Linked DNA regions of Homo sapiens: region 1 is linked to region 2. A link is a loop called in an ENCODE intact Hi-C map of the cell type or tissue named here. Cell type or tissue: thyroid gland. All regions are shown on one strand. Links, peaks and the distances in the headings refer to the core of each region. The heading gives the core; the rest is flanking DNA.

Region 1 (11,297 bases), core at 1,129-9,128, 280 kb before region 2:
AGTAAAAACTGTTCACAAATGTTTATCATAAGAAGAATTTTAGAAACTCATTTTTGAGACCGGGCACAGTGGCTGACGCCTGTAATGCCAGCACTTTGGGAGGCCGAGGTGGGTGGATCACCTGAGCTCAGGAGTTCGAGACCAGCCTGGCCAACATGGAGAAACCCCGTCTCTACTAAAAATACAAAAAATTAGCTGGGCATGGTGGCGAGTGCCTGTAATCCCAGCTACTCCGGAGGCTGAGGCAGGAGAATCGCTTGAACCCAGGAGGTGGAGGTTGTAGCGAGCTGAGATCGCACCACTGCACTCCAGCCTGGGCAACAGAGTGAGACTCTTGTCTCAAAAAACAACAACAACAACAACAAAAATCCATTTTTAAGGTTCCCATAAAAATGGGTGAAAGTGGAATTTAAGATCATAAAATCTAATTTTCATGCACAAATACAAACATTCGCCAGACCATCTTTACTGTACCATATGACCATTTACTCGGTCAAAAGGAAATCCACTCATCTCCCTGGATCCCCCGAAGGCTATGCAAGGGGTCCACTGTGCTTCCAGAGTACAGAGGATGCTTAAAGTAACAGATTCCTCAAACTGTGTTGTGGGAAGTTTAAGCGGCAAATGATTAATAAAAGTAATCAATGTCAATGTAGTTTGAATGCTTACAATGATCCTACTACGAGCGGAAACCATTTCCTCATTTCTTTCTTCTCGTTATGAAAATGAGCTCCCCCCACGGGGTTGCCTTGGGCCACCTCCCTTCCTAGGGCGTATTTGCTTATTTGTTTATTTGAGACGGAGTCTCACTCTATCGCCCAGACTAGAGTGCAGTGGCATGATCTGGGTTCACTGCAACCTCCGCCTCCTGGGTTCAAGCGATTCTCCTGCCTCAGCTTCCCAAGTAGCTGGGATTACAGGCATGTGCCACCACGCCCGGCTAATTTTGTATTTTTAGTAGAGATGGGGTTTCACCATGTTGGCCAGGCTGGTCTTGAACTCCTGACCTCAGGTGATCCACCCGACTCAGCCTCCCAAAGTGCTGGGATTACAGGCATGAGCCACCGCGCCCGACCCCTCATGCTTCTTTCTACCCATTCTCAAAATTCTTCAGTGAGGTCCTCCAGGACCAGGAAGGTGCTCTACGGACTTGGGAGGGTGCACTTAATAGGCTAGTTACTGAATCGTGGCCGTTTCCCACTTTGCATCTCCGGCAGCTTGACCCCTACTCCAGGGCCAACTTTTCCCAAAAGCCCAGGCCAGGTGCAGCCTGAACGTGGCTTTCCTCCGCCCCTGACTCTGCTTCCCTGTAAGAGCTGAAAAACATGCACGGCTGTCACTCTAGAAATAATTAGAGAAGTTGCTGATTGTCGAGGGCAGAAGGAGCTGAACGGCTTCCACCTCAGCGCGTTCCCCTTGGTGCTGACTCGCTCGGGAAAGGGGAGTCCTCGGTGCCCTCGCTAAGTAACCCTGGGATGCTGAGGGGCGTTGCCAGGCCCCTGGTCAACAAGAGGGCTCAGCCCCACGCAAGAGGTGAGCCGGGAGCGGATGACACCTGCCCAGGTGACTAGGGACCAGGCCTCCGGCTCAAGGAGCGCATCAGGAGCTGGGGCCAAGGCCGGGGTCTCCTCCCCTTGCCAGCAAGGATGAGAGCACCTGCCATCTGGCCGGCACCCTCCCCTGGGCCCGAGGCTCCTGCCCTCGGAGGGGCGAGACGGGGGAGCTCCGTGGACTCTGCAATTCATGAGACTTCCACGAGGAACAAAGGTCTCCGTGCCGGCCTCGGGTCCCGGTCTCGGCGCCCTGACTACCCCGGGGCCCAGGGCGCGGCGCCCCGGCAGGCACGGAGCCAGAGAGCGGGCGGAGGGCGCGGAGGAGACGGTGGTACCTGTGGGTGGAGACGGCAGGCATCCCTGTCCCCGCTGGGCTGCTGCCTGCCCGGCCGCGGTCCCGGCTGCTGCAGCATCACCCGGGGCGGGGCGCTGACGTCACGGCCGCAGCCTCCGCATCCGCGCGGGGCCCGGAGCCTTAAAGCGGCGCCGCGTCTGGGGCCCCGCGGGCGGGAGGGGAGCCCGGTGTCCTCCTGGGCCCTTCCCGCGGGAGGCCCGTCCCGGTGCTTCGCGCACGACGGCGCGGTCTGCAGGATCTGCCAGGATCCCGGAGGAAAACGTCCCCCCGGCCTCACAGTTCTCACCGTTTTCTTCTGATTTTAAAAGAAATAAATACATTTTCGTGTCTTCATGTATAAATAGATACCCATGTGTTCGCGGATACGTGAATGCCGCAGTGCGTGTGCCAAGCCTGTGCCCATGTGCGCAGTGGGGCAGCCGGGCCTGCTGGAGGCGTCGCGACTCTGGGCCCGGAGCTGTCCAAGGCACTGGGGATGCCGCAAGAACAAGGCAAAGTTCCCGCCCCTGGGGGAACTTTGTAATGTAAGTAAATACATAAATACTTTATGTATTTATTATTTACTTCATTTTTTAAAATACAGAGAGGCAGGGCCTTGCTATGTTGCCCAGGCTGGTCTCGACTCCTGGGCTCAAGTGATCCTTCTGCCTCGGCCTCCCAAAGTACAGGTGTGAGCCACCGCACCCGGCTGCATGACATTTAAGAGAGAGACACACACACATTAAACAAGACATAAAATAAATGGTATGTCAGAAGATGGCAATGCCCTAGAGAAGGGGTTAGGGAGTGTGGGGCTGCAGAGGCGCTGGCCTTGCAGGTTTCTATCAGGTTGTTGGCGAGTCCTCACCTGGAAGGTGACACTAGAAGGAGGATTTGCGGAGCAGGCCGGGCACGGTGGCTCACACCTGTAATCCCTGCGCTCTGGGAGGCCGAGAGGGGCAGATCACCTGAGGTCTGGAGTTCGAGACCAGCCTGGCCAACATGGCAAAACCCCCATCTCTACTAAAAATATAAAAATTAGCCACACGTGGTGCTGGGTGCCTGTAATCTCAGCTACTCAGCTGAGGCAGGAGAATCGCTTGAACCTGGGAGGCAGGGGTTGCAGTGAGCTGAGATCGTGCCACTGCACTCCAGCCTGGGCCACAGAGTGAGACTCCATCTCAAAAAGAAAAGAAGGACCTGAGGAGCTAGGGGGGCCAGCCAGACTGACGTGTGGGGAAGGTCACGCCAGGCACTGGGAAGAGCAAGTGCAAAGGCCAGGGGCAGAAGTGAGCTGGGCTGAGTCCAATAATTACGGATGAAATAATTATGCAGCTGGTAGTGGAATAATAACCCCAGGGAAGCGCTGCAGAGTGGGGGCACGGGGCCCTGTGGAAGTTTACCGCGGCGGATTCCACCCCATTGGGAGGGTCGAGGGCTCCTCAAGGAGCCCTACCAGGCCAAGTAGAGAGAACAGCATGTCCCACACAGAGGGCTCAGAGAGCTCTGCACTGGCAGAGCTCCGGAGGGGAGAGGGCCTGGAGGCACACTGCAAAGGAAGTGGAGGGGGACAGGGATGCAGAGGCCTGGGAAGGAGGTGAGGGCTGGGGAGGTGGGACAGGCCCAGGTGTGGCCTCTTAGGCAGTTGCCAGTTTCTAAGAGCAAAGAGAAGCCTAGAAAGGTTTTATGTAGGGGAGTGGATGGCATGAATCCTATTCACAGTTAGCAAAGATCATAAAGCTCAGAGTGAAAACAGATTGGAGGGAACCAGGGGACCACATGGGCGTACCGGGTGGCACAGGTGGGAGAGTTGGGGGTGTTGGTAGAGGGAGAGAGGTGATGGACTGGCCGGGGACTTAGGACTCCATGATTGACTGAAGGTGGGGGGGTACAGGAACAGCGAGGGTGGTGCTAAGAAGTTTCTAGCTTGAGCGATGAGGGAAGAGAGTGGATTCATGGAGGCCAAAGCAGGTGTGTGCTGGAGTGAATGCCATAGGTTTGCTTTGGGATATGCTGAGCTTGAGGGCCTTCGCAGCCTCTAGGCCACCAGACACTTGGGTCTGGAGCTCAAAGATGCTCCTTTATGAGTCCCCTGCACATGGGAGCTAATTGCAGGTGAACTGTGGACCTCGCACTGCCAGGGAGAGGCGCAGGGCAGAGGGCCCCAGAGGACACCATGGGAATTTCAACAGATCCTGCCCAGGCTGAAGAGAAGGAGCCACTGGAGGGGGCTGGTTCTGGCTTCTTTTATCTCTATAACAGGGTAACAGCTTGAAAAAAATACCGATGTCCTTTTCTATTTTGCATGCAAGTGGCCTGCCATCAACTGATGAGCTTCAGCACCTCAGGGACTTAATGCAATAGAAGCTTACTTCCACATGAGGTTGGCAGAAGTGTGCCTGATGGGTGGGGACCTCTGTGAAGCCATTCAGGGATCCCGGTTGCCTCCATCTTGCTCTGCCCTGGTGCACTGAGGGAGGAGCCCAGGTGGTGCCTGCCCACGGGGCCAGGTGTGCAGGAGGCCCACGTTCCACTCGAATCCCATTGGCTAGGACCCTGCCACACAGCCACACCGGCCACACCCAACCCACAACAGGGCTGAGAGATGGGGCCCCTGTCCCCAGGAGAGGAGGAGATGGGGGTGGGGAGTTGCTGGCTTCAACTGCTTCTGTAACTTTTAGCTGCTTGCAGAGGGGAGAGAAGATGGGGAATGCTGAGAAAACTTAAAGATCATCTCGAGGTTCTGATGTTCACAACGGGATTTTGCAACAAGAGAAGAGGTTTGAAATCTAAGCATTGTTGAGAAAGAAAGGGATTTTGAAAATTCCTTTGACCTTTTTTAAACTTCCAAAGTGAGAACCTTCTAAGGCTAGAGCTTTTGCTTTTTAGCCCCTCCAAGTTCAGGGCAGAGAGCAGTGTTTCTCCCTGGGGGCAGACAAGATTTCTCCTGTCTCGACAATAGGTCTAGACTGGGGGCCAGAGTGGAAGGGGCTGACAGAACATGCAGGAAAGACAAGAGACGCTCGCCCTTCCGGTCCTGGGTGTGGGGGAAGGATGGCAGAGGGAGGAGGGAGAGTGAGGGGGAGGAAGGTGCTTGGGGTGCATCCCAGCTCCTTTCTCCCTGCGCCTCAGCCCTGTCGTGGCAGAGTTTGCTCTGGGCAGAGCCCCCGTACACCAACACAGCGGCCGCAGCCCGGCTGGGGGATCAGAACAGTGGGGGCTCTAATTTGCCCTGTGAGGCTCTTGTGGCTCCCATTCAGTGCCTGGATGCAGAGCTGAAGCTGCAATGGCCCCGTGGGGCTGGGACATGACGTGGGGTGGGGGGACCCTCAGCCTCACTGTGGGAAGGACAGTTGGGCCAGGTGGCTGGGTGGGGGGACTTTGGCAGAGAGACCTGGAGGGGTCTACGGGGCCAGCCAGGGCCCCAGGGAAGCAGGAGCCACACCAACTCCACGCCAGGATCTAAGGAAAACAGGGGACTGCTGCAGCCCTGCCACGTACACGGGGACCGGCAGGCAGCCAGGAGGACACAGGAGCCCCATCCACTGCCCCAGCCCAGAAAGGAACAGAGGATGGAGACAGGACATGCACAGTGTGAGCCTAGAGAGACCCAGTCGGACCCAGAATAATAGGCTCCAACAGTGCAGAGGAGAGCTGGTGTGAGGCGGTGGAAGCCTGCTCACCTGCCATCCCTGGGTGTCCACAAGGTGGTGGAAGAGTCCCACCTTTCCCGGGAGGCAGCAGGAAAACCTCGGAGCAGGAGGTGGGGAAAGGGAGAAGCTTTTCCTGACCTTGTAAAGATTCTTGGTTCTAAGGCTGGATTTTTCTTTCTACTTTGTGAACACACTTTTTCTGCAAAGCATGAAGCCAAGTGAATTTTTATGAATAACGTTATTTGTGATAACAGATCTCGTGCTAGTCACTGTGTTAAGGTGTTTCCGTATTTTAACCTCATGTAGTCATCATAGCTTCAGGAATGGGCATTATCTCCACCATTTCTTTTCTATCCAGAAGCCTGAGACTTGGATGGAGTGGGGTCATGACACAGGCAAGGTTGGAGCGGGAGAGCCTCCCAGGCCTTGTGGTCATTCCTCCATTCGTGCAGCGATTATTTATACAGCATCTACCGTCCTCTGGTGCGGGCGGGAGGTGGGATTCAGAGATGGCATCCGAATCCCCTTGGTCATGTTCTCAGTCCTCAGCCTCCTCAAGGGACTGTGCCGTCCCATTGTCTCTACCACCCCTGCCCATCCCATTCCCTGACTTACAACGTGGACAGCTTGTGGCTCCCAATTCAGATCTGAGCAGTGACAGACATGGGTGTGCGTGTGTACCTGTGTGTACAAAGTGTGTGCTGTGCAAACATAGAGAAAGGTGCATTCTCGGCCGGGCATGGTGGCTCACACCTGGAATCCCAGCACTTGGGGAGACTGAGTCAGACAGATGGCTCAAGCCTAGGAGTTCAAGACCAGCCTGGGCAACACAGTGAAAGCCTTTCTCTGCTAAAAATACAAAGAATTAGCCAGGCGTGGTGGCGTGCACCTGTAGGTAGTTCCAGCTACTTAGGGGGCTGAGGTGGGAAGATCACCTGAGCCGGGGAAGTCGAAGCTGCAGTGAGCTGAGACTGTGCCACTGCACTCCAGCCTGGGCAAGAGATCTTGTGAAAAAAAAAAAACAAAAAAACACGAAGTGCATTCTCTTATGTTATCTGGAGTTAATGAATTATTAGCGACCTGCAGTCAATATTGCTTCCCTCTCTTCAGATAGCCTCTGTGGCTCTGACATGATCTAGACTCATACACACACACAAGCATGCACACATATGTGCACACATGCTCTCAGATATGTGCACATACATGCACACATGTGCACACACACACACTCTCATACTCTCAGATATGTGCACACACACACACACACGCTATTCCTATTGCCACGCCTCCTCCTGATGGGAGCCCAGCAGCCACCCTGAAACTCTGAGTTAGAATCCAGACATTTTGTGTCCATATGAAGAAAGTCACAAAATTACAGTCCTGTAATGACAACACATTGCAAACTCCAGAGGACAGGGCCATCCAATTCTTTTTTGGCACCTCCTGCAACACCTGGCAGAGGCCGAGCACTGACACCCACATGCTTATTTACTGTACGTGGAGTAGGATCGGTTGAAGTTGCGCGATTTACCCGGGCACACACGGGCACACTGTGGGATAAAACAGATTGTCCTGGGCTGCCCTGGGCATGCCGGTGAAACTCCATTGAACCATTTCTGCAGGAAAATGAATTCTGATTTCCAAACGTATGTCCTTCTCATAACGTACTTGTGGAAGCAAACCCTGGACTTTAGGTCTTCTGGAAGAACTGGGGCAAGGGGGAATTAGAACCTACAGGGTCATGGTTGCCCTCTGAGCTGAGCCAGAGCATGAACCCAGGGTCTAGACGTTGGGCAATGCTGGAGCCAAAGGGTGTTGGGCCGCCGAGGTTCTAGAACTAAGGTGGTAGAATCCAGGCATGGTTGGCACCCAGGCAGCTGCAGCCTCCCTGTTCGTGGGCTGGGTAAAGCCTCATTGGGTCACACAGTTGCCAAATAAAATACAAATACCCAGTTAAATTTGAATTTCAGATAAACAGAGAGTAATTTTTATGCTCAGCATGTTCCAGGCAACATTTGGCATTCTGTATTCTGATTTGCTCCACTTGGCAACCTTATCGGGACAGCTCCAGGAACCAGGCAGAGGCAGCCACTAGAGAAGCCCAAGGTCCTCTGAGGCTCAGCCTGCTGCCCCATGCCTGAGAGCCCCCCCTCTGCTTCTATTTACAGTTCACCTGTGAGAACAGTCAACACCCAACATCCATAGAGAAGTCCCAGCCAACATCTGCTTGGGTCTGGAAAGAAGCAACTGCCAGACAATATGTGGCCGGGATCTTTAAAGTTCGAGTGGCTTTTGTGTTTTATCTGTTTGTTCAATTTATTAAAATTCTGAATCGACTAACCAGAACTTTCTAAACACTTAACTACTCATTATGCAACTAATAAAAGCATGAACATTTCAAATTATTTTAATCTTTGATCTTAACATCATGGATTATTAAACTTTTATATTATGAAATATGATGCAGAAAAGTGCACAAAACAAAACGAACACTCAATGATTTATCACACACGTGCAACCACCAGCCAGGCCTAGAATAAAATAGAATAGAATATCCCTAGAAGCCCTCTTCACACCATCCATAGTGCTAAGCCTTTCTCCTCTCAACCCCTGCCGAGAGCTCATCCCTATTCTGGCTTTTATGTTCATTGCTTTCTGGCTTTTTTCTACAGCATGTGTCTTAGTTTGGATTCCCCCAAAAGCTGTTAGTTTAGTGGGGAAGTGATCCCAGGAAGCAGAAAGAGAGTGAGACAGGGAAGAGGGAAAAGCTAATAAATTTATGAATGACCAAGTCTTCCATGTAAGTGACCGAGGCTCAGTCCAGCTCAGAATCTATTTCTCACAATCTAGAGGCTGAGAAGTCCAAGATCAAAGCATGACAGTTTCAGTGTTTGGTGAGGGCCCAATTCTTGGTCCATAGATGGCCATCTTCTCACTGTGTTCTCTTACCTGGTGGAAGGAATGAGATAATTCTCTGGGGTCTCTATGATAAGGGCACTAATCTCATTAATGAGGGCCCCACCCTCATGACCTAATCACTTGCAAAAGACCTCACCTCTCCAAATACCATCACATTGGGAATTAGGTTTCAACACATGAATTTTAGGGGGACACAAACATTCAAGTCTATAGCACCTTATTATTGTCCTGCTGGAGGGTAGGGGAGCTGGGGCATGTATTTACCAAATTCTGGTTGAGAGCTGCCCCTGGGGGTGCTAACTGCCCTGCACTTGCAGTTGCATTTGTTGGCAACTGTATTAGCTCAGCTGCTAAAACAAAATACCATAAACAAGGTGGCTTAAACAAGAGAATTTATTTTCTGACAGTTCTGAAGTCTGGAAGTCCAAGATCAGGATGTCAACATGGTCAGGTTCTGGTGAGGCCTCTCTTCCTAGTTTGTAGACGGCTACCTTCTTTCTGTGTCCTCACATGGTAGAGAGACAGAGGGGGAGAGAGAGAGAGAGAGAGAGCAAGCAAGCTCTCTGGTGTCTTTTTTTTTTTTTTTTTTTTTTTTGAGATGGAGTCTCACCCTGCCATCTAGGCAACAGACCTAAGCAGTGTGTTCAGTGCAACTGAACAACTCTGATGCAAGCTCCATGTTTCCTGGTGGACTGGAAACTGTGCCATCCACACAGCGATCCTGAAAGCTACAGTGTCCATCCTTGAACTGTAAGGTTTAGTTTAGCCTTAACAAAAAATACTGTATATAAATGGAATCAGAAGTATGCATTCTCCTGTGTCTAGTTTCTTTTGTTCATCTTGACTTTGAGAGCTTCTGTGTTGCTGCATGTAGTTCTAGTTCATTTTCATAACTGTGTGTGTTCCATTACATGAATATACCTTCCGATATTTATCCATCCTCCTATTGACAGACACTTGGGCTTGAGGCTTAACACTCTTTAGGGTTGATATAGATAATGCTGCTATGGACATTGTTATACACATTTTTGGTTTATGGATGTAGGCATCTCTGTTGGGCATATACCAAGAGGTGGCATTTGGGGGTAAATACGTGTTCAACTTTAGCAGGTAATGTCAGTTTCCCAAAGGGTTGTACTAATTTACACTCTCAGCAGTGAGTGTAGCTTACTCGCTTACACAATTTGATATTGTTCGTCTTTTACTTTCTTTCTTTCTTTTTTTTTTTTTTGAGACAAGATTTTGCTTTGTTGCCCACGTTGGCATGCAGTGGCACAATCTCAGCTCACTGTAACCTGCAAGCTCTGCCTCCTGGGTTCAAGCGATTCTCCTGCCTCAGCCTCCCGAGTAGCTGGGATTACAGGTGCATGCCACCACGCCCGGTTAATTTTTGTATTTTTAGTAGAGATGGGGTTTTGCCATGTTGGCCAGGCTGGTTGTGAACTCCTCAAGTGATCCTGCCGCCTTGGCCTCCCAAAGCGCTGGGATGACAGGTATGAGCCACCGTGCCTGGCCTTGTCTTTTACTTTCAGCCATCTGGTAGATGTACACTGGTTGTTAATGACAGTTATAATTTACATTTCCCTACGAGTAATGAGGTTAAGCACTTCTTCATGTTTATCAACTGTCTCAGTATCTCCTCTGTAAAGGGCCTGATCATGCCTTTTGCCCATATTTCTATTTAGTTGTCTGTCTTCTTTATTGATTTATAAGCATATGTTGATGTGTTGTGTATCTGGATACAAGTCCTTCACACGTTGTTTTTTTTTTTTTTTTTTTTGATACAGGGTCTCGCTCAAATTATAGAAAAATAGCACATCTAAACATGAAAAGTAAAACAATAAAATTTCTAGAAGTTGACATAGGACAATATATTTATAACCTTGAAGTAAGAAAATATTTCTTAAGTAGGGCAAAAAATACCATACAATTGATCAACTGGACCACATTAAAGTTAAGAACTTGCAAAGGGGCCAGGAGCAGGGGCTTACACCTATAACCCGAGCACTTTGGGAGGCTGAGGCGGGCAGATCACTTGAGCTCAGGAGTTTGAGACCAGTCTGGGCAATATGGCGAAACCTTGTCTCTACAAAAAATACAAAAATTACACCAGGCATGGTGGTGCGTGCTTGTAGTCCCAGCTACTCAAGAGAGCTGAGGCAGGAAGGTTGCTTGAGCCTGGGAGATCAAGGCTGCAGTGAGCCGAGATTGCACCACTGCAGTCCAGTCTGCATGACAAAGTGAGATCCTGTCTCAAAAAACAAACTTTAAGCATTTTAGAACAATACATTGATTTGAGAAGAACTGAAACTTTTGCATATTTTCAATCTATGAGCATTATATATGGATCTCCAGCTATTTAAGTCTTTTAAAATTTCTTTCAATGATATTTTATAGTATAGAGGACATAGGTACAAAAACTACAAAAAGTAGCCAGGCCTGGTGGTACGTGCCTGTAGTCCCAGCTACTCAGGAGGCTGAGGCAGGAGAATCGCTTGAGCCCAGGAGGCGGAGGTTGCAGTGAGCCGAGATCGCGCCACTGCACTCCAGCCTGGATGACAGAGCCAGACTCCATCTCAAAAAAAAAGAAAAAAAAATTAAAATTAAAAAATGTAAAACCCACAATTTCATTGTGGTAAATTCTTGTATTTATTATTGAATGATTTGCTTTGCTAACATTTTTCAGAGACTGGCCTGCTGTAATTTTCCCTTTTAGAAATGCCCTATCGGGTTTTGGTTTCAAGGTCATGCTTGTCTCATAAAACAAATTACAGAATGCCTCCCCTTCCCTCCCTTGATTTTCTTCTCTTTCCAGGTAGGATTTGGGTAAGATTGGCA
Region 2 (11,297 bases), core at 2,276-10,275:
CTACTGCACCATCGTTCACCCAGTTATTTAAGCCAGAAAGCTGGAATCATCATTTATTTTATTTTTCCTTCATTTCTCATGTGCAAGTTACCATTAAGTCCTGTCCATTCTAGATCCAAAATTTATTTATTTTATTTTAATTTTTTGAGACAGGTTCTCACTCCACCACCTAGGTTGAAGTGTAGTGGCATGATCTCCACTCACTGCAGCCTCGACCTTCTAGGCTCAAGTGATCTTCCCACCTCAGCCTCCCAAGTAGCTGGGAGCTGGGACTACAGGCGGGCGCCACCACGCCCAGCTAATTTTTGTATTTTTAGTAGAGACGGGGTTTCACCATGTTGGCCAGGCTGATCTTGAACTCCTGACCTCAAGTGATCCTCCTGCCTCAGCCTCTGAAAGTGCTGGAATTACAGGCGTGAGCCACTGCGCCCGGCCTAAATCCAAAATGTAAACCTAGGATCAGTGTTCGTGGAACCTTTTTGCTCTGCTCCATTCCAAGTACCACAACTCTCCCTCAAGCCATCAGTTCTCACTTAGACACAGGCAATAGCTTCCTACGTGATTTCAGACTGACCTCCTCCAAGTTTCTCCAACACACCAAGTTCTCTCCTATTTTCTGGCCTTTATTCCTGCTGTTTCTGTACCCAAAGTGTACTTTCCCCAGGCTTTCACCTGGACAGCTCCTTCTCACACTTCAGGTCTCGACATGTCATCTCCCCCAAGGTTGCCTTCCCTGTCCACTCAGTCTAAAAACTCATCTCCCGCCACCACCCCATTGCCCTCTGTTTCAGGACTTTCTGAGAGCACACTACTTTTAGAATGACTTACTGTATTAGTTACGGTACTCTAGAGGGACAGAACTCATGGAATATATATATACATATATATATACATATATATATATATATATGGGAGTTTATTAAGTATTAACTCACATCATCACAAGGTCCCACAACAGGCCATCTGCAGGCTGAGGAGCAAGCAGAGCCAGTCCAAGTTCCAAAACTGAAGAACTTGGAGTCCGATGTTCGAGGGCAGGAAGCATCCAGCACGGGAGAAAGACTAAGGCTGGGAGGCTAGGCCAGTCTCTCTTTTCACATGTTTCTGCCTGTTTATATTCTTGCCTTGCTGGCAGCTGATTTGATTGTGCTCACCCAGATTAACGGTGGGTCTGCCTTTCCCAGCCCACTGACTCAAATGTGAATCTCCTTTGGCAACACCCTCACAGACACACCCAGGATCCATACTCTGTATCCTTCAATCCAATCAAGTTGATGCTATTAACCATCACACTTACATATCTGCTAATTATGTATCATATTTCTTCCCCATTAGACTGTAAGTTTCACAGAGGCAAGGGTTAGACCCATTTTGTTCACCAATGCACACTCAGTGAGTGGTAGGACAGTGCCTGGCATGCAGGTGCAGTTTGTCAGTACTGGTTGAATAAATGAGTGAGTGCTTTGAGATTCCTCTTACGAAAGACTTTTGTCTTAGGTAAGACAAGTTTTTCTACTGGGCACACAGGACTTACCATGTGCCATGAATGCAACAAATTCCTACATTCACCACCTCTTCACTGAACGCTTCCCCCACCTGCTTGCTCCTGACTCATACTTTGTTCTATGGGGACCCAGCTTCCCCAGTGGTCTCTCCAGCTGAAGCGGTGCCTTCTCCCTTTCAGATGCTGGAAGGCAAACTCGCTCCAGGACCTCACTAAAATCAACACAGCAGAAGAGGACCCACTAGCTTCTTAAAGAAAACAGTTTAGTGTGACAGTCGTAGGAATGGAGAATTAACAGAAGTACAGAAAATGAACTACATACATTAATTTTACAACCTAATTCAGCCGAGCATGGTGGCTCACACCTGTAATCCCAGCACTTTGGGAGGTCAAGGCGGAAGTATCCCTTGAGCCCAAGAATTCGAGACCAGCCTGGGAGACATGGCAAGATGCCATCTCTACAAAAAAAAAAAAAAAAAAAAGTTTTTTTAAACAGTAGTGGGACATGGTGGCACACCACGTAGGCCACACCTGTGGCCCCAACTACTCTGGAGGCTGAGGCGGGAGGATCGCTAGAGCCCAGGATCAAGGCTGCAGGGAGTGTTTGCACTGCTGCACTCCAGCCTGGGCACAGAGTGAGACTCTGGCTCAAAAAATAAAAATAATAAAAATTAAACCTAATTCACAGCTTTATGGTTCTGTGACATGGCTAAAAATCATTTTCCTACTCAATAATTTTTTTAAAAAAGCAAAATGCAAATATGAATAGTTCAGTAAAACTCAACTAACACTGATACTTTATTTTTTATTTTATTTTTTGAGACAGAGTCTTATTCTGTCACCCAGGCTGGAATGTAATGGAGCGATCTCAGCTCATTGCATCCTCAACCTCCTGGGCTCAAGCAATCCTCCCACCTCAGCCTCCTGAGCAGCTGGGACTACAGGCACGCACCACCATGCCCAGCTCATTTTTGTATTCTTTGTAGACAGAGGGTTTCAACATGTTGCCCAGGCTGGTCTTGAACTCCTGGGCTCAAACAACCCTCCTGCCCTGGCCTCCCACAATGTTGGGATTACAGGCTTGAGCCACAGCGCCCGGCCTTGACACTGATACTTTAATAATTTTACCCAGTTTGTGTTCCTCTACTGGCCTGGTAAATTTGTTTCTTTAATGATTATACCCAAATTTGCATACCTTGGTACACAAATGTTTTACTCTCCTTAAATTGTTCGATAGTTTAACTGTGTTGTTTTGTTCTTTCTAACTTCAATTATGTAAAAGCTTGTTTTAAAATTAAAAAGCAGCTTTTTGTACCTAACATTCTCTGAAAGGCAATGCCTCTCCAAAAATCTGTGCATATTTCTCTCTACATCCCCTTCCTTTTATCCTGTCTGTTTCATAATTCCTGCCAGGGGGCCAGGTGTGGTGGTTCACACCTGTAATCCCAGTACTTTGGGAGACCGAGGTGGGCAGATCACTTGAGGTCAGGAGTTCAAGACCACTCCGGCCAACATGGTGAAACCCCATCTTTACTAAAAATACAAAAATTGGTTGGGCACGGTCGCGGGTGCCTGTAATTCCAGCTACTCAGGAAGCTAAGGCAGAAGAATTGCTTGAACCCAGGAGATGGAGGTTGCAGTGAGCCAAGATGGTCCTACTGCACTCCAACCTGGGCAACAGAGGAAGACTCCATCTACAATAAATAAATAAATAAATTTTTAAAATAAAGTAAAATAAACATAATTACTGCCAAAGACTGGTGCAAATGTCTGTGTCCCCGAGTTAGGAGAATTGATGCCCTAGCCGGAAATGATAACTCAGAACTAAGAAGATGGCCCAGCACTCCCCAGACCCAAGTTCTAAACTTTCTGGTCATACAATGCCTCTGGCAACAAAAGAATCTCTCCAAAATGCAAATGTCAACTTTCGCTGTCCACCGGAACCTTGTTAATGACTACTCTACTTTTAGCAGGAAGTCCAAACTTCTTAACACTTCCGCAGTCAAGTAAAATCTGGCCTCTAGTTAACCTCTCCAGCCTCATTCCTTACCTTCATTTACAGTGAATTTGGCTTCCTCGGACATGTCACATTCTGAACATTTGCTCTTTACCCTCCTAAGAACATCCTTCTTCCTTTGTTGTCCCCCTGTCCACTCTGAATCACCTTTCAATTCTCGCGGTTGGTGTCTATCCTACGTACCCCCATAGCACCCCACAGGCTCCTATCACAGCATGACATCACAGCTTCCTGTGTTCTTACCTATAGCTCCCACTGCACTGCAAGCTCACTAAAGACAGTGATGGAAACTCCTGCATGCTGCTGGATACTAGCATAGGACTGTCACATAGGAGGAGCCATATATATATATGTAATTTTTTTTTAGATGGAGTTTTGCTCTTGTTGCCCAGGTTAGAGTGCAGTGGCGCGATCTCAGCTCACTGCAACCTCCGCCTCCCGGGTTCAAGTGATTCTCCTGCCTCAGTCTCCCGAGTAGCTGGGATTACAGGCGCCCACCACCATTCCCAGCTAACTTTGTATTTTTAGCAGAGATGGGGTTTCGCCATGTTGGTCAGGCTGGTCTTGAACTCCTTACCTCAGGTGATCCACCTGCCTCGGCCTCCCAAAGTCCTGGGATTACAGGCGTGAGCCACCCTGCCCAGCCTCAATAGACATTTATTGATGGATAAATGAATACATGTATGAATGAGCAGTTAGAAATCCCAAGAAGTGTTGGCATTCATTCAGCTTTTACAACATTACTGCATCAAGTCATTGAGTATATCTGTTGTCCTTATACATTCCAGAGAAAATTGTAAAGCTGTTCCTATCAAAAGGTTCTGCAAGGACTTTATGTTAAATAGATTTATGTATAGGCTAAATGTGTTTTTTAAAGGAAACATGTCTATGGATGTTTATGACTATGGGCTTAGAAGTAACTGCTCACAGACTTACGGTTACTTGTGAGCTTGCCTTCAGGAATGCTAAGAAGATTCTCTGTGCCCTTAGCATATCTCCCCTATGGATTGCTGGTGCTATCAACTAATACACAGCCCTTTCTTTGTCTTAAGGTTTTATAGTCTCTTAAGTAGAATACTGCAGAGTCAATTAAGACATTTTATCTTATAAGTCATTTATGCCCCCTGGGATTTAAGGAAACAGCCTTCTGGACTAATTAAATCATGTATACTATCAAGCAATCAAGAATTTTTCAATCTTGCAATCACAGATGTTCAAAAATCTCCCAAAGAATATGTGACCACAACAACGAGAATAACAATAATAAAAACAGGCCAGGCGCGGTTGCTCACGCCTGTCATCCCAACACTTTAGGAGGCCAAGGCGGGCAGATCACTTGAGGCCAGGAGTTCAAGACCAGCCTGGCCAACATGGCGAAAACCTGTCTCTACTAAAAATACAAAAATTAGCCAGGCATGGTAGCACACGCCTGTAGTCCCAGCTACTCAGGAGGCTGAGGCACAAGAATCACTTGAACCCAGGATGCGGAGGCTGCAGTGAGCCAAGATCACGCCATTGCACTCCAGCTGGGGTAACACAGCAAGCCTTGGTCTCAAATAATAATAATAAAAAATCTAACATTTATTGAACCCTGATTGTGCTAGACAATATTATAAGCTCTTTTACATGTACTATCTCAATTATCTGTCCAATAGGAACCACTCTTATCCCCATATTACAAGGCCTCAAGAGGTTAAGTGATTTGCCCGAAGTGGAACAGCCGGTGTTCAAACCGAAACCCTGAGTCCAGAGCGTATGCCTTTCATTCCTACACCACTTTTCTTGTTCTTCTTTATCGAGAATAAAAGAAAATACCTGCTCCAAAGCATCAACTTGGTAAAATAATACCAAATTATTTTAGAACTAAGCCAAGGAGTAAGCATCTCAAAGTTTTCTTTTTTTAATATAGCAGTGTTACTTTCCTTATACCCTGCATCTGCATATACCTGCATCTATATAAACATATCTCATATGTGACCAGTGTCAATAAGAAGTGAAATATATTTCTGAAATCTCTCAATGAAGAGTTTATATTAACATTTTAAATTAATTAATTAATTAATTTGGCAAGGGACTAGAGCACACCCTACTGGCCAGCTAATAGGAAATACAGCATTTACTTAGGAGAAAATGCTTAAATGTTTAAATAATTTGAAAATAAAGTCAGGCTAGCGTCTAAAAGAAATTTGAAAAATTGTCTTGTAAACATCTAGATTATGTATCTAAATTAATGTATCCATAAGACTTGGCCAGGCGCGGTGGCTCACACCTGTAATCCCAGTACTTTGGGAGGGCGAGGCAGGTGCATCACCTGAGGTCAGGAGTTCAAAACCAACCTGGCCAACATGGTGAAACCCCGTCTCTACTGAAAATACTAAAAATTAGCTGGGCATGGTGGTGGATGCCTGTAATCCCAGCTACTTGGGATGCTTAGGCAGGTGAATCGCTTGAACCTGGGAGGTGGAGGTTGCAGTGAGCTGAGATTGCGCCATTGCACTCCAGCCTGGGCAACAAGAGCGAAACTCCATCTCAAAATAAACAAATAAATAAAAATTAATTAATTAATGTATCCACAAGACTAAAAAATTTACAACAGTTACACATTTTAAAGATGGGATAGAATTAGAAACATAATAACCACCAATAGCATTTAATGTTAAGAGAGCATTTGGTAAATGAAAGGTAGCTCAGTTAAAAATAAACAACTACGCGAACAGCCTGTCTAAAACTCATACTAAGAAAAAGCAGTGAAGCCCTGGCCCTAACACTTAAAATAATAGACTGGGAAATTAAAACCAACCTGCTCAGACTTCCACAGGCGAAGTATCCTTTTTGGGGAAAAACTAGGAAGGGAGAGCAGTACCCCTAATTAACTAATGGAAAAATGGGCTGGGCATGGTGGCTCACGCCTATAATTTCAGTACTTTGGGAAGCCAAGACAGGGAGATCACTTGAGGCCGGGAGTTCAAGACCAGTCTGACCAACACAGAGAAACCCCGTCTCTACTAAAAGCACAAAATTAGCCGACGTGGTGGTGCATGCCTATAATCCCAGCTACTCGGGAGGCTGAGGCAGGAGAATCGCTTGAATCTAGGAGGCGGAGGTTGCGGTGAGCCCAAATCACGCCATTGCACTCCAGCCTGGGCAACAAGAGCAAAACTCTGTCTCAAAAAACAAATAAAAAACAAAACAAAACAAAAAAGACAAAAAAACAGAAAAAGGAAAAATGAAATGTTGCCAAGAAATATATTTTCTGTGCTACTTTTCAAATGGCCACTAAGGTTGAAAAGTGAAAAGTCCATGGAAATCTCTTTGGGGTTGTGGTACTCCTCATGGGTGAATCTAGGCTCTTATCAGCATGTGTGTTTTAGAATCATCCAGAGTTCACCAGGCGCGGTGGCTCAAGCCTGTAATCCCAGCACTTTGGGAGGCCGAGGCGGGCGGATCATGAGGTCAAGAGATCAAGACCATCCTGGCCAACATGGTGAAACCCCGTCTCTACTAAAAATACAAAAATTAGCCGGGCGTGGTGGCACCCACCTGTAGTCCCAGCTACTAGGGAGGCTGAGGCAGGACAATCGCTTGAACCCGGGAGGCGGAGGTTGCAGTGAGCTGAGATGGCGCCACTGCACTCCAACCTGGGGACAGAGTGAGACTCCGTCTCAAAAAAATGAAAAGAATCACCTAGAGTTTATTTTATATGTTGAGTGTGTGTGTGTGTGTGTGTGTGTGTACATGCATGCGTTTTGGAAACATCCATGAACAGAAATATGAATGTTCCCAAAATGCAATGTAGCACACTAAGCAAACACCCTCTAGGAAATGTAATTCCTCTCTTGGTTGTATTTTTTTATTGCACACTTATCTATAAAATAGTTTAAGTGCATAATATACATTTATATTATGTATAGACAGAAACAAAGGCTCTAGGACCAAGAGGGACATACAAAATGTGTTTAACTTTAAAATATTTATTATAAACAAAGTAGAAACACAAAAACTTCTATAATCAAGAAGAATAAACACCAAAATGTATATGTTCTTCTACAGGATTAAAATAATATCAAAATACAAATATAAATTTAATAAGGACCTGTCCAGCATGTTATACTTACACACGACTTGTGGCATTTCTTTGAGATGAGAGAAAGAAGCAATGTTTTCAGGAAAACAGTGTCTGTGATTCTAAGGTTTCTGAGCCAGAACCTCACCCTTGTTCTCACTCCAAAGACAGCTTCTTCTTACACTGAAAGAAGGGCAAGTGAAAAGTGACAATTTGGGTCAATGTGATGCAAGTCTAACGTTTTAGATGTTGAGTTCTATTAAAAAAATCAACTAATATAAATTCCTTGGAAAATGGCCTCAAAATTAAGCAGACTGTGAGAGATATAAAAAACACTGTCTTACTTTAAATGTCATGCTTTTCTGGAGATAATTTAAAACAAATTGGGTTCAGGAAAAAGAGACTATTTCCCCGAATCTCTGGTGTAGTGTTCTAATCTATTAAAGGTCAATGAATAATCACTTAATAAACACAACATGCTAGTATTACTTCAAGATGCTTAGCGTTTTGCTTTTAAACTCTTCCCAAGATGTCCTACAATATTATTGACATATCAATGTTATTATAACACATCATTAACAGACTATTAGATAAAAAATTTGTGGGGTGTAAGTCTTCTCATGTAATTCTTCCACAGCTGAGAAAGCCATATTATATAACTGCAAGCTAAACACAGCAAACTAGTGGCTAAACAGGTTTTCCCCAAAAAATGAATAAATCAAGTTTATTTTGCAAGTTGTTTAAAATAGAAAAATCAGATTAATCACATATTACTCATGGGATTTTATGATTTTTGATAATTTACCAAAACATTAGCACATCATACAGCTCACAACTGTAGAGTGAGTATCCTGTTGATCTTCTTTCTCTAAAGAAGGGGTGTGTTTGATGGTTGCTCTGGTGATTATCACTGTTTTATGAATAGGGGAATGTAAAAGCACGCCAATAAGGCCGAAGCACAAATTACAACTGTATTGTAGTGACTTGAAATAGTATAGCCAGGGCTCCTTTCAGATGAAACTTGAGCTCCTTTAGGTGCCCATTCAGTAAATCCTGTCCCGTGAGGTTTGAAAAGATGTACCCTGGCAAGTTCTCACACTCATCTTTTTTTTACACTGATAACAGCATATGGGTAAGCCACAAACATAAATGACGCCAAAATGGGAGGAAAATCGGGACAGATTTTCTTTGGATCAAAAAACCTAGTTAGTTGGTAAGGAACTCTGCAATTAGTTGTGACTCATTTCCATCATCCTAAAATAATACTAAATGAATGGCTGTAAGAAGATAGGTTAACTGAATTGTTGACAAATGGCATAGGCATGAAAATGACCCAACAGCCCCTTGTAAGCCAGAAGAGCCATCAGAAAGGAAGCCAGATTTCTCTCTGCAAAACGTTCGTTTGTTTTGCAAGTGAGAGAGGGCAAAGATACTTCAGATTCTTTTTCTTTTTTTTTTCCTTTTCGTGCTTAAGGCCTTGAATTCAAAATTAGGCCTTTGAATTAAATTAAAAAGAATGTAAGTAAATAATAGTGGGGGAAAGGCAAATCATTTCATGGGGTGTAGAGTTAATAGTTAACCTGATAATAAGGCCAGAATCTCATTCCATATGTTAAACTACCCCAATTAGCTAGTGATCAGTGTCTAACTATCAGGCATTATTGCTGAAGTGCAAGCAGGGGCTCCAGGAGGCTAGAGGTCAGCGACAGGTCTCTGGGCTCTCCCAACAGAGGACCAGCCAGGGAATTTGTTCTAGTTAAAACTAGAGGGTTTCCGTCTGTTTGCTTTTTTTCTGACTTTAGTCACTCTTGGTTTGTTATCATTTGTATTATTTATTTTACGGTTAAACTATAAGCCTAAGTTGCATCACTGGCGCCCCGAGAAACCTCCTCCCACAGGCCCGCTGGGGCTTTGTCCTTGGGCATCCGTGGCCTCTCCAAAGCCAAAAGACGTCGGGGCCAGCTCAGGTCGCCTGAGTAAACACAAACCTGGGAAGCCGAGGGCCCCCTAAGTCAGTAGTGAGGGAGCTCCTCCTGGAAACCCACAGCGACCCTGAAGGGCTCAACCTCGAGCAGGACCTTTCCTCCATATTCCAACGCAGTCAGAGGAGCCCTGGGTTCCCCCCGCGTAGCCTCACCGCCCCACGCCGGCCCACTCTGTCCCCTCATCCTCCCTTGCTGTCCTACTCTGTCCCTCGCCATCCCTCACAGTCCCACACTGTCCCTCACCGCCCCTCACAGTACCTCACCGTCCACTGTCCCACACTGTCCCTTGACATCCTTCATTGTCCCTCACCGCCCCTCACAGTGCCTCACTGTCCACTGTCCCATACTGTCCCACACTGTCCCTTGCCATCCTTCACTGTCCGAGTCCCTCACAGTCCCAAAGTCCCTCACTGTCCCACAGTCCCTCACCGTCCCACACTGTCCCTCACTGTCCTACACAGTCCCTCACTGTCCCTCATCGTCCCGCACTGTCCCTCACCGTCCCACACCGTCTCTCATCGTCCCGCACTGTCCCACACAGTCGCTCACCGGTCCACACGGTCCCTCATCATCCCACACTATCCTTCACTGCCCCACACAGTCCCTAAGTGTCCCTCACTGTCCCTCCCACGCCGCAAGCCCAGTCGAGAGCGGCTCCCCTCTCCCCCTCCAGGGCTTCTTCGGCCCACACGGCCAGCGGCGGCCCGCGGAGAGGAAAAAACACACAATCTTGCCCGGAGCCTGAATTTATGGGAAATCCCGCGCGAAGCGCGATGTGCCCTCAGTTCGGGCAGGAACAGCGGCCGAGGCCCGGGTCGCCGCGGGCTTCTGAGGAAAGCTCGGCGTTGAGAGGCTCCCAGGGCTGCCGCACGGCTCAGGCAGAGGAGCGGAGCTGCGGCCGCGGTCAGCCCGGAGACGCCTCTCCGGGAGACAAAGCCGGCTCCCTGCAGCGCCGCGATACGCCACGGTGGGCCCGGCGCAACGCCTCGGCCACGGCATCGCCCCTTTAAGCGGCGCGCGCCCTGATTGGCTGCGGGAGGAGGCGGGGCGGGACGCGGCGACCTCACGGCCCGGCGGCCTATGCTATATATAGAGGCGGCGGCGGCAGCCGCGGCGACGGCGGTCCGGTGCGAGGCAGAGTGCTAGCGGGAGCGCGAGCCAGCAAGAGGCGCCTGCGCGATGTCCGGGCCCCTGAGCCCGCGGCGCTGAGCCAGCCGGGACGGACATGCGCGGGAGGGCGCCGCGGGGCAGCCGCCGCTCCTCCGGGGTAAGGGGCCTGGCGCGCTGAGGGGGTGGGGAGGGCCACGCAGCGCTCCGTTCCCTCAGGGGGCCCCGCGCCGGGCGCCGGGATCCAGGCGGCTCCCCGACGCGAGGGCGGGGGCGTGGAGGGCGCGGGGAGGGTCGCCGCGACGCGGAGTCTCTGGGATGGAGGGAGAGGCCGGCCGGTCGCTCGCGGGCTTCTCCCCATTGAGGTGTGGAGAGCGGGACCCTCCCCGGCGGCGCAGCCCGGGCCTGGGGACGCCGCGAAGTGCCGGCGCCCGCCGCCTTCTCCACGCCGGCTGTGGTCGTCGCGCGGCCCCTCGGCTGGCCGGGGCCATGCACCCGAGCGCCCGGGATACGTCCCCGCAGCACCGGGACCGCAGGAGCGGACGGGGGTTCGGGAGCGGCGAGCATGAAGGTCCTCGTCCCGCAGCCTGCGCTCGCGGGGTTGCCCGGCGGGGATGAGCG

The links. Peaks named below come from ENCODE experiments on the same cell type or tissue, not always from the same donor. Only the 100,000 strongest peaks of a DNase experiment are listed, where the experiment ranks them.
Region 1: it touches region 2 in a loop (4-fold over the local background); 93 of 110 quality-filtered maps call a loop at or near these places.

Annotation. Positions count from the first base shown.
Region 1 is chr1:8,308,778-8,320,074 of GRCh38, reverse strand. SLC45A1 (solute carrier family 45 member 1) reads right to left here and starts at 1,961. Exons shown (of 9, transcript NM_001080397.3): 1 at 1,889-1,961. RefSeq lists silencers at 1,852-2,131, 5,561-5,610, 5,651-5,700. In thyroid gland, for the core only: a CTCF peak has its summit at 5,600 (motif pointing right); DNase peaks (open chromatin) are centred at 1,989, 5,604 and 7,667; H3K4me3 peaks cover 1,061 bases; H3K27ac peaks cover 697 bases.
Region 2 is chr1:8,025,697-8,036,993 of GRCh38, reverse strand. It overlaps ERRFI1-DT (ERRFI1 divergent transcript), which reads right to left and starts at 10,501. Exons shown (of 3, transcript NR_185980.1): 1 at 9,573-10,501; 2 at 7,637-7,767. ERRFI1 (ERBB receptor feedback inhibitor 1) reads left to right here and starts at 10,685. Exons shown (of 4, transcript NM_018948.4): 1 at 10,685-10,836. RefSeq lists silencers at 10,600-10,649, 10,770-10,869. In thyroid gland, for the core only: a CTCF peak has its summit at 5,608; a DNase peak (open chromatin) is centred at 9,543; H3K4me3 peaks cover 1,068 bases; H3K27ac peaks cover 3,207 bases.